4 separate regions of the Mus musculus genome follow, and regions 1, 2 and 3 are each linked to region 4. The links are chromatin loops, found by intact Hi-C in ENCODE. Cell type or tissue: heart. All regions are shown on one strand.

The links. Peaks named below come from ENCODE experiments on the same cell type or tissue, not always from the same donor. Only the 100,000 strongest peaks of a DNase experiment are listed, where the experiment ranks them.
Region 1: a loop joins it to region 4, with 3 times the contacts of the local background. A loop is called at or near these places in 4 of 42 quality-filtered maps.
Region 2: a loop joins it to region 4, with 2.3 times the contacts of the local background. A loop is called at or near these places in 2 of 42 quality-filtered maps.
Region 3: it touches region 4 in a loop (3-fold over the local background); 5 of 42 quality-filtered maps call a loop at or near these places.

Annotation. Positions count from the first base shown.
Region 1 is chr1:153,741,334-153,743,833 of GRCm38, forward strand. It overlaps Rgs16 (regulator of G-protein signaling 16), which reads left to right. Exons shown (of 5, transcript NM_011267.3): 3 at 287-348; 4 at 630-796; 5 at 2,301-2,500. Among named protein-coding and RNA genes, the nearest start is that of Rgs16, 2.2 kb to the left of the region's middle. In heart, a CTCF peak has its summit at 1,271 (motif pointing left); a DNase peak (open chromatin) is centred at 1,658; H3K27me3 peaks cover 886 bases.
Region 2 is chr1:153,729,863-153,732,362 of GRCm38, forward strand. C230024C17Rik (RIKEN cDNA C230024C17 gene) reads right to left here. Exons shown (of 3, transcript NR_046171.1): 2 at 2,008-2,132. Among named protein-coding and RNA genes, the nearest start is that of C230024C17Rik, 6.7 kb to the right of the region's middle. In heart, no CTCF peak of the experiment used is centred here; a DNase peak (open chromatin) is centred at 979; H3K27ac peaks cover 1,521 bases.
Region 3 is chr1:153,556,084-153,558,583 of GRCm38, forward strand. No RefSeq gene overlaps it. Among named protein-coding and RNA genes, the nearest start is that of Npl, 7.6 kb to the left of the region's middle. In heart, CTCF peaks have their summits at 1,014 (motif pointing right) and 1,214; no DNase peak of the experiment used is centred here.
Region 4 is chr1:153,641,385-153,643,884 of GRCm38, forward strand. No RefSeq gene overlaps it. Among named protein-coding and RNA genes, the nearest start is that of Rgs8, 10 kb to the right of the region's middle. In heart, no CTCF peak of the experiment used is centred here; DNase peaks (open chromatin) are centred at 267 and 987; H3K4me3 peaks cover 1,236 bases; H3K27ac peaks cover 1,382 bases.

The DNA.
Region 1 (2,500 bases), 100 kb after region 4:
AGCCTCCTGCTTCATTGGAGAGGTGTGCAAACCAAAGTTGAGAATCTTGGGACTAGAATCCATTTAGTTACAGAAGAAGGCGGTGTTAGGGATACTGACTGAGGACTAAAGGGTTCCTGGCAACGGTTGCTGGATGCCCAGGTGCCCCTTACATAACCTGTTTCATGGGAGCTTGAGAGGTTAGTTTTGACAACCAATAACTTCAGCCTAGGATGCTTTTGTTTGTTGATTAAAAAATATTCATTTAAAAATCTCTGCTCCCCCCATCTCCCCCCCCCCCCCACAGAAGCTTCTCAGAAGATGTACTGGGATGGAGAGAGTCTTTCGATTTGCTGCTGAACAGTAAAAGTAAGTAGGACCCTGTTGTCTGTCTGTGAAAGGCACGTGTGTGCTCATGTGCTTGGAGATTGTCCCAGCAAGGCTGAAAAAACACGGGGCCAAATAATAGTAGTAGTAATAATAACCCCAGTCCTCCAGTGTGCCAGCCTCTGTTCGGAACACAAAGACAGAGCCTTGTTCAGGAAAATTACATTCTAAAAATAGAGCCATTAACGCCAATTGCTGTCTTTTCGTCTTTTCTTCGCAGCTGTCCCCTAGTCTGACCTGTCTCCTTTCTCCCCTTACCACAGATGGGGTGGCTGCCTTCCATGCCTTCCTAAAGACGGAATTCAGTGAGGAGAACCTGGAGTTCTGGTTGGCCTGCGAGGAGTTCAAGAAGATCCGATCAGCCACCAAACTGGCGTCCAGGGCTCACCACATCTTTGACGAGTACATCCGCAGCGAAGCCCCTAAAGAGGTCAGTGTCCCAGTGCCCCAGCACTCGGCTCCGGCCTTGACTCCTCCAGACCCTGTCTGTTCCTTTCCAACTGAAAACCGAGGTCAATGAGGGAAGAGTTAGCTTTGCAGTGCAGTAGTCTGCACGGTTGGAGAAGGGTAGGGAGTCAGTGGCTGGACACTAAACTTTGCAACACAAAGTGTTATATATAGCACAGGGACGGCAAGAATTTTTTTGGGGGGGAGGGGTTCTTCTCTCCATACCAACATTTGTAAATTCGTTATTAAAAAAACAAAACAAAACAAAAACTCAGCACAAGAAAGTAGAGGAACAAAAGGCTTTGGATAACCTGACTCTGATCTGTGTCCACCCTTTGGGAACTTTTTTTGTTGTTTTTTTGTTTGTTTGTTAGGTTTTTGTTTTTTTGTTTTTTGTTTTTTGTTTCTTTTTGCAATGCCTCTGAAAGGCTATTCACAGTAGCAGTGGCGCCACCTGGTGGACACACCTGAGCAATGCTGTGTGTTTGTATCTTGTTTTCTGGCTGCTTCTGTTTATTTTACATTTACTCTGTAACGATTTAATAAGTATCACTTAACATGCAAGGAAGTTTTATTATCTTAGAGGATGTAGCAGTGAAAAGTGTAGAGTTCTAGTGGAACTCTATTGTAACGGGAGAAGATGTCAGGAACCAATTCAGTATAAGCCAGGGATGTGAACAGAGCACACAGTGAGAATTAGGGAGCCGGTGAAAGAACACACAAGGCCAAGAGTTGTAAGGATCGAGAGAGGGAAGGACATCCTGCCACAGGGAACGGGGACAGGTGAGGTCATACACATGGCTGGTGGCCAGATGCAGCCATTCTAGCTTTTCCTTTGAATGACATGGACAGGAAGCTAGGGTATTTCCAGACGGATTGGGCTCGATTTAGCAGCTGTGAGGACAGACAGACAGTGGGAGTGAGGGGAGGCAGGAGCCGAATTACTACACAGGTCCAGCGCAGAGGTGGTGACTGGAACCAGCAGAGGAGTAGCATTCATAAAAGGCCTCATGTTAGTCTTGAGAGATCAGAGGACCAACCCCTGGGTCTGAAGTGGGAACTGTCCTAGACCCGAAAAGCTGGTGAGTGGGGCTGAAGAGATGGCTCAGTGGTTAAGAGCACTTGCTGTAGAGGACATAGGTCACCCCACACTATACATCCAGAACTCCTATATTTTATCACCAGCATGGCAGCTCACAACCTCCTTTAACTCCATTTCTGGGGATCCTTCAGGCCTCTAGAGGCTCCTATGTACATGCGGTGCACACACTTATGCAGGCACATATACATACAGATCACATATACTCATATACACATATATACATGCATATGTATATATGTATATGAAAGGAGTCACTTTATTTACTGTCTGGTACTCTTTCAGTGACATCACTTGCTCACCAAACTCCCCCCCCCTCCGCCCTGCCCTGCCCGGCCACCCCACTCCACACCACTCACCTTTGTGGTTTGCCCTGCTTCCCCCACAGGTGAACATAGATCACGAGACCCGAGAACTGACCAAGACAAACCTACAAGCTGCCACTACCAGTTGCTTCGATGTGGCTCAGGGGAAGACCCGCACATTGATGGAGAAGGACTCCTATCCGCGCTTCCTCAAGTCACCAGCTTATCGCGACCTGGCTGCCCAAGCCTCGGCCACTTCCACCTCTGCACCCAGCGGCAGCCC
Region 2 (2,500 bases), 88 kb after region 4:
CAGGTCAGTCTAAGGGTATATTCTGTCAGGGCCTGCTAGCTGCTTGGCAGAGCTGTGTGTGACACCCACGAGAGCTGTAGCCAGCAGCTGGCTTTGGATCCTGGCTCTGTCACGGGAAGATGTGGGGCTGTGTGTGTGTCAGCTCCTCTATCAGTAAAGCAGGTTAAGAGTATTTCCTGTGCCTTTCAGTTGTGAGGATCAAAGGCACAGATGTATCCAGGGAGTGCTTGGCACAGAGCTTCTGCCTTACCAGGTTAGTTGACACTCAGGTGACAGAACAGTTGGGGTTTTGGGGGGGAAGGGTGGTGGTGGGAAGGTTAACACACACACAAACACACACACACACAGGCACATACACACACATACATACAGACACATACACTTACACACACACACACACACATACATAAACACACACACACATACAGACACACACATACATACACACAGGCACATACACACACATACATACAGACACATACACTTACATACACACACACACATACATAAACACACACACACATACAGACACACACACACACACACACACACACACACACACACACATGTAGTGACTTTTCCTCTAAGAGTCAGGTTGAAAGCTTGCCAGTTGGTTACTCAGGACCCATTGGGTCCACTCACTCTTCAAGGTGGCTCTCCATTTGCCCACAGAGTATCCATCCATGTTTAGTTACATAAGCATCTCTTATCTGATCCTCTGCTTGAAGTCAAGCACCTTTCAAACAAAGGAGTTTTGGGCCCTTCGCCCCAACCCTGCTCCAGGGCCTCTTGTTGTAACCCCATTTTTTTCAGGGCCAGTGGGACTGCTACTATTTCCAGGAAGAGCTGGTCCTTCTGTAAGCTGGATCCCCAGAGGCACAAGACTCTCCAGGCCAAAGCATCCCAGGCAGCAGGGCCTCAGATGGGCAGCCAAACCAAACACGGCATCCTGGATGATGGCCCTTTTCTGGAAGGCATGTGCTTGCTTTTTCCATGGCCTGGCTCTTCCGGAGCACAGGGCCATGTGAGCCAATTGTTGAGTTCTGCACAAGTCCCCGGCCCAGCCAAGCCTTAGGCTGTGAGCTGGAGAGATCTGTTGCTCTATTTTAAGATTCCCTGTGTTTCCCAGCACTTGTCAGTTGGTTAGAGAAAAGGGAAGGTGGGGCTAAGGCAGGAGGTGAGAGACAATGAGGCCAGAGCCACAGGAGTGTGCTACTTCCAGCTGAGTGGAAATTCCCATCCTTCATGGACAGAAAGTAGCACCCCCCCACACACACACCCTCAACACACTCACCCTGTCTCAGAATCTTTCTTTGGACATCTTGATAACAAAAATAAAGTGAACACACAGATTCATTTCTCAGGGTACTTTCAACCACTTTCCCCCATTTGTTGATGGAAACAGCTCTTATTAAGTCTTGCTTGCTAATGAGAAGACAGAGGAGGCACAGAGAGGTTAGTGATTGCTCATGGCCACACAGCCACTTAATCACAGAGGACAGTACAGTTCTCCTGTGTTTTATATCACGTTACCTCATTCACAACTCATTCAGTCACGAGCGATTTACTATCGGGCCAAGATGCTGTTCTTGTGCTCATGAATGAAGCAAGGAAGGGCTGATTATGGGGAACCCTGGTGGAGTCCCCATCCTTGGGCTTGTTTTTCCTCAAGTACAGCTTCGTGAGAGGAAATGATCTGTAGAAGGTTTCTAAGCACTTAATTAATATACTATTAGGGAATGAGAGAAAGGTAAATTGCATTGCCAGGGGGCGATTCGGAAGGAAGTTTTTCTATTAGAGAGAATTTCAAGCATGCAGGGGAGTAGAGAAATAATTATAAATGCCTATTACTTAGATTCAACAATGCCCCTCCCCCAGAATTTGCATATTGGTCCCTTTTTTTTTCTTGAGCTATAGAAGAGCAGATATAGACTTATACCAATGTATACATATATTTAGACATGTAGCTGAAGCATTTGGAAAAAAGTATGATATTATGAAACTCACCTCTGGGCTTAGGAGATAGATCCGCTGATAAAATGCTTATTGTACAAGCTGAAGACTCAAGTTCGGATCCCCGGGACTCATGTCAAAGCCAGGCATGGTAGTATACATCTGCAGTCCCTTTGTTGCTACAAAGAGATTGAAAGCCGAGACGGGGGACCCCTGCGAGCTTGTAGGGGTAGCTAGTCTGGTGGACACAGTGGCAAACAATAAAAAGACACTGCCTCAAACAAGGTGGCAATCGAGAAGCCACAACTGAGGTTGTCTTCTGACCTCTATATATGCACCATGGCACGTGCTCTTGAGTGTGAGTGTGTGTGTGTGTGTGTGTGTGAGAGAGAGAGAGAGAGAGAGAGAGAGAGCGCCAAAAATGACCTCAAGCTTCTCCTGTCCCCACTTGCAGAGCGCTGGACTTACAAGCATGGCTTTCAAAAAAACCCAGATGGTTTTCAAAGGCAGCCGAACAGAAGCACTATTGTTTGTTAATGCCACCCAT
Region 3 (2,500 bases), 85 kb before region 4:
TCTTTATTAAGTAGAATTAGCTCCTAGTCTGCTGGTCTTTCTTTAATTCCCCAGAGATCCCAAATTCTTGCCAAGACTGGGGTTTTCCATGCACCCAGGATATTCCATCCCTTCTGATGTAAGAGGGCTCTTATTTCAGACCTTTCCCCTTCAGGGGCTGCCTCCCTACCCTAACAGCCAATACCTCTTCTGATCACAGCTCAGTGTGTTTGGTCTCTCCTGTTCTGCGGGACACACGAGTCCCTACCCTCCACACATGGTTGAATTGGTATGGAATGCAGAACAGACATGACTAACAGCTCATGTGGCAGTCCTGTGGTCCCAGAACAACAGTCAGCTTAGTGGGAGAAGATTGACTCCCTGTAGCAGCTATTTCACCACAACAGGTGGCCAAGTGGGAAAATTTACAGCTTTGGAGGACTCGGAGGCCTGGTGTGCTCTTTCAGAGCAAAAGGGAGAATCCTAGCGTGGATTGAATCTGGAGGCCATTGCCTCACTGATGACCTGTGATATTCACACTTTTCTTTTTTTTTTTTTTTTTTTTAGTTTTTTTTTGAGACAGGGTTTCTCTGTATAGCCCTGGCTGTCCTGGAACTCACTCCGTAGACCAGGCTGGCCTCGAACTCAGAAATCCGCCTGCCTCTGTCTCCTGAGTGCTGGGATTAAAGGCATGTGCCATTATGCCTGGCCTAACCTTTTGACATCTGCGAAAACTGGTCACATACATTGCTTTGAGATAATCTTGTGGTTGGGAAAACTTTTGGAAATGTAGGCCTAATTTGATTATCAGCATGGGAGAGGACGAACATACAATTGGTTGTTAGCAGAAGAGAAAGCAATACTAATTTTGACTGGAGGAGTTTCTTTTATAATATTTAAGTAAACACAGAGGCAAAAGTCTCTTTTGAAGAATGCTCAGCATGTCCTAGCCAGTGTGTGAACCAATTATAGTCTACTTGACACTGCTTGGAAAAGTATCCCAAGGCGCATGGGCAATTATCAACACTGTATGGCAGAAGCCTACCACTAGATGGCAGTCTACTAGCAGAAATTGCTTCCCCCCTTTCTCCCTTCCTCCCTCTCTCCCTTTCTCCTTCCCTCCCTTCCTTTCTGAACTGCAAGTTTCTTGGAACTTTAGCAATCAATGAAAAGATTCGACCTGGAGAGATGGCTCAGTGGTTACAACTCTGGCTCTTCCAGAGGCCTCAGGTTCAATACCAGCACCTGTAGGGCAGTTTACGGTGATTTGTAACTCCAGCTCCTAAGGGATTCTGCATCATCTTCTGTCCCCTGCAGGCACCAGGCATGTACCTGGTGCACAGGCATTCATGCAGGCATAACACCCATATGTGCACAATAACACAACACATTTCCTCCAGACCACTGGTTCTCTGGGTTTTGAGCATAAGGGCTGAGGGTATAGCTCAGCTGTAAAATGGCATCCTAGTGTGTATTAAGCCACCGGCAGGACCTCCAGGACACCCCAAGTAAAAATGCAGTAGATGGAAGCTGTGTTAGGTGTGGTGACACACACCTGTAGCCCCAGGTCTTGTGAGCTGTAGGTAGGAAGATCAGGAGGACACAGACATCAAGGTCCAGGTAAGGCTGGACGACATGAGATCCTGTCTCTTCCTGTCTGGGTGTCTGTTCTTCTAAGCACCCCACCCCCTCACCCCGGCCCACCCCCCAGCCCCCCAGACCGGGTTTCTCTGTGTAGCCCTGGCTGTAGTGGAACTCTGTCTGTAGGCCAGGGTGTTCTTCAATTCAGAAATCTGCCTGCCTTTGCCTCCCAGGTGCTGAGATTAAAGACCTGGACCACCATGCCTGGCTGAGATGCTGTCTCAAAAAACAAACAAACAAACAAACAAACAAACAACCCCCCAAACACTCCGGACAGCACAGCCAGTGGAACTGACTTCTTGAGAAGCAGAAGATAATTGATGATCTCGAATGACTCCTAGGGTAAAGAGCCTGCCACCAATCTGATGATCAATTCCCAGGACTCACAGGGTGGAAGGAAAGAACCAAATTCCCCAGGTTGTCTTCTAACCTCCAAGTAGTATGGTGCACTCACACACACACACACACACACACACACACACACACACACACACACACACACACGCTAACAATTGAGTGCTAACTATGCAGGATCAGAGATCAGAGATTGCAGGCCTCTCCCAGCCCTTCAAGGAATTTAGCTGGTCCCCCACCTCTCACCCTCTACCTCCTTGCCTAAGCCTTCAGGACACTGCCAGCCTGTAGCCAGTGGGCATACTCAGATCCCAGCTCTCAGAACTGTGGGCAGTGCCCCCTTTGACCAGGTTCATCTGGGCCTGTGGCAAGCTCCCAGAATATTTGAGAGTCTTCCTCCTGTGTTCCATTCTCAGGCTAGACATCTTGCTATAGCCTGAATTGTGTTTCCTCTGAAAGAAAAGTCTAACTCAAATATTTGCTGTATTTATAGGTGGACCAGGAAGTCAGGGAAAAGCCAAACACA
Region 4 (2,500 bases):
TCCATGGTGTCCCCTGGAACTCGTCTCTGGACCGCACTTCCTTTCCTCCAGGAAAAATCCAAGAATGATGTTCTTGCTTGCATTTAGGGAGAGAGGGGAGAAATGCTTAGGCCAGCCAGGCATGGTTGGGCTCTTAGAGGCGTACAGGAACAAAGTAAGGCACCCGGCAGAGGAGGCGGGGCGGATGTTTGGGAGGGTCAGGTTGGGGTGAGTGGTCACACCTGCTTCCTTCCATTTTCCAGGGCAAATGGCTTCAGCTGCTTCCCAGCAACAGCAGTTTCATAAAAGCTTTTGAAAAGGTATCAGCCAATAGCAGGGCGGGACCCGGTCTAACAGCTGGGGGCCCCTCCCCCTCCTCCTGGCTGGAGCAGAATTGGCAAGCAGCAGATGGAGCCTCAGTGGGCTCCCAGGGCTTGGCTGCAGTGCCCCCAAGATTCGGGAGCAGAGGCATAGACAGACCCTTCACAGGTTTTCTTTTGGCCCGGGCTGTTTTCATTGGCCCGGGGCCCCCCACACCCCTCCACCCCCATCTCCCTGAAGGCTTGCAGTTTCCTCGGTGGGGTGTGAGGCGCCAGATCTCATCCTGGGCAGACACCCTGTAAAGATTTTGCTCAAATGTTAAAATTGCCTCAAGTCTTCTCGTGTGACATTAATCAAACAGCTGAGCTGAGCTGGCCCTGCTGGAGCACAGCATTCATTAGAGTCCCCAAGGGACCTCTTTCTTTAGATCTGAGAACTTTTGGCTGCTGGAATAAGATATCCTCTCTGCCAGGAAGGCCCCAGGCTTGTGGCACTCCGAGGGCCACTCCCGGGCTTTCCCTGAATGCTTTCCGGGATTCGGAAGCCCTATGGCCATCCCCAGGGCGCTCTCTGGATTCCGATGAACCCCCGCAGCAACCAAGTCTCTCGGAGAGCCACAGTACTGGGATCTGCATGGAAGTTTCTGAGGACACAAACATATGGCGCATGTCTAGACTGCTCTGAGAAGTGTTTTCAACTTTCCCTGTGGCAAGTGTCAGTCCCTGGGGGCTGGGAGTGAGGAGAGTCCCCGGGCCCCACGCCAAGGATGCTTGGCTCTCCTAGCTAAACTCTGCTCCCAGGAAGGAGCTGTTTCCAGAAACCCTTGCTTTTCCTATCTCTGTTGCCCGCCCCCCATCCTCCTCCTTCCCCCACAAACCAACCAAATAAATGCCTTTCTTGACTTTTAAATACGGCTCGATGCCAGGAAAAGAAAAGCCATTTAGCTGTGGCTGCCTGGCCAATGTTTCTAATCCCAGGTGGAAGGAAGGATGTGAATGAAGGCTTGCCTCAGTGGCGTCCTGAAACCTCTGGCTCTGGGATGAAGATCTGAAAGTACAGGCAGAGAGGAGGCTTCTGCTACAGAGATGAATCGGCAAATGCGATTCATCTAGATTCAGTTAGAACGCCCCTGCTGTAACCCGTCTTTGGCTTTAACCTTCTCAGAATTATTAAAAAAAGGAAACGAACCTAGTTTCTTCCAGGTATTTTCATCTCTTCTGCCATCCTCTCTTCTCACAGACACACAGTAAATTTGAGCCCTCCTTGACATTTGAATATATGTAACTACACCTTCACTACCGCTGTTTGTGTGTGCACCGATTTAATTTGTGTGTGGTTCCCATTTAGTGCATTCAAAAAACCGAGGCACGGAGGGATCAAGTCACTTGCCTAAAGTCACACAAACTTTGCTTGTTTGTTTGTTTGTTTGTTGTTTTTTGAGACAGGGCCTCACCTGTAGCCCAGGCTGGCCTAAACTATATAGCCCAAGATGGCCTTGGACTCATCTTGATCCTCCCGAGTTCAGGAACTACAGGCATCGGCGCCACAACTGACCCTGACAGCAGTCCTGTCAAACCCTCTGCAGGTATGCGAGGCTCCAGTTTTCTCCCTTCTCCTCAGTGGATTTTACATTTTGTTTTTCTCAACCTGCTTAGGAATAGTCATGGGGACCCACAACAGAGTAGCAGGGGAGGACAGAGCCAGAAACATTCAAATGTGCTCAGCTTCAACAGGCTGCTTCAGCCTTCAGCCCTTCTAGTGGTCATTTGGGTCATTCTTCCCGGTGGGTACAGTGTCACACTGGATTCTCTGAGTTGCAGCCACCATGATAACGCTGGGCTATCACGAGTGTGCACCAACCTTTCTCCCAGTTCAGTTCAAATCATTTTAATGAGCATGCAAATGACTCCTGGCAATGAAGACCCATCACCACACTATACAAACTGGAGAATGCAAATGTTTTTGCTGTAGCTTTACATTTTCAGGAAGATAGACTTGGTAGGGGGCAGTGGTGGGGGTGGAGGTGGAGGTGGAGGTGGGGGGGCTAGTCACCAACCTTACCTCATTTCAGACACACACAGGTTGTAAGACTTCTTGGCTGTGGGAATCTTAAAGGTGTGTGTGTGTGTGTGTGTGTGTGTGTGTGTGTGTGTGCATGTGTGTAGATTTTAGTGTTGGGAAAGCAGAATATTTTACTTCT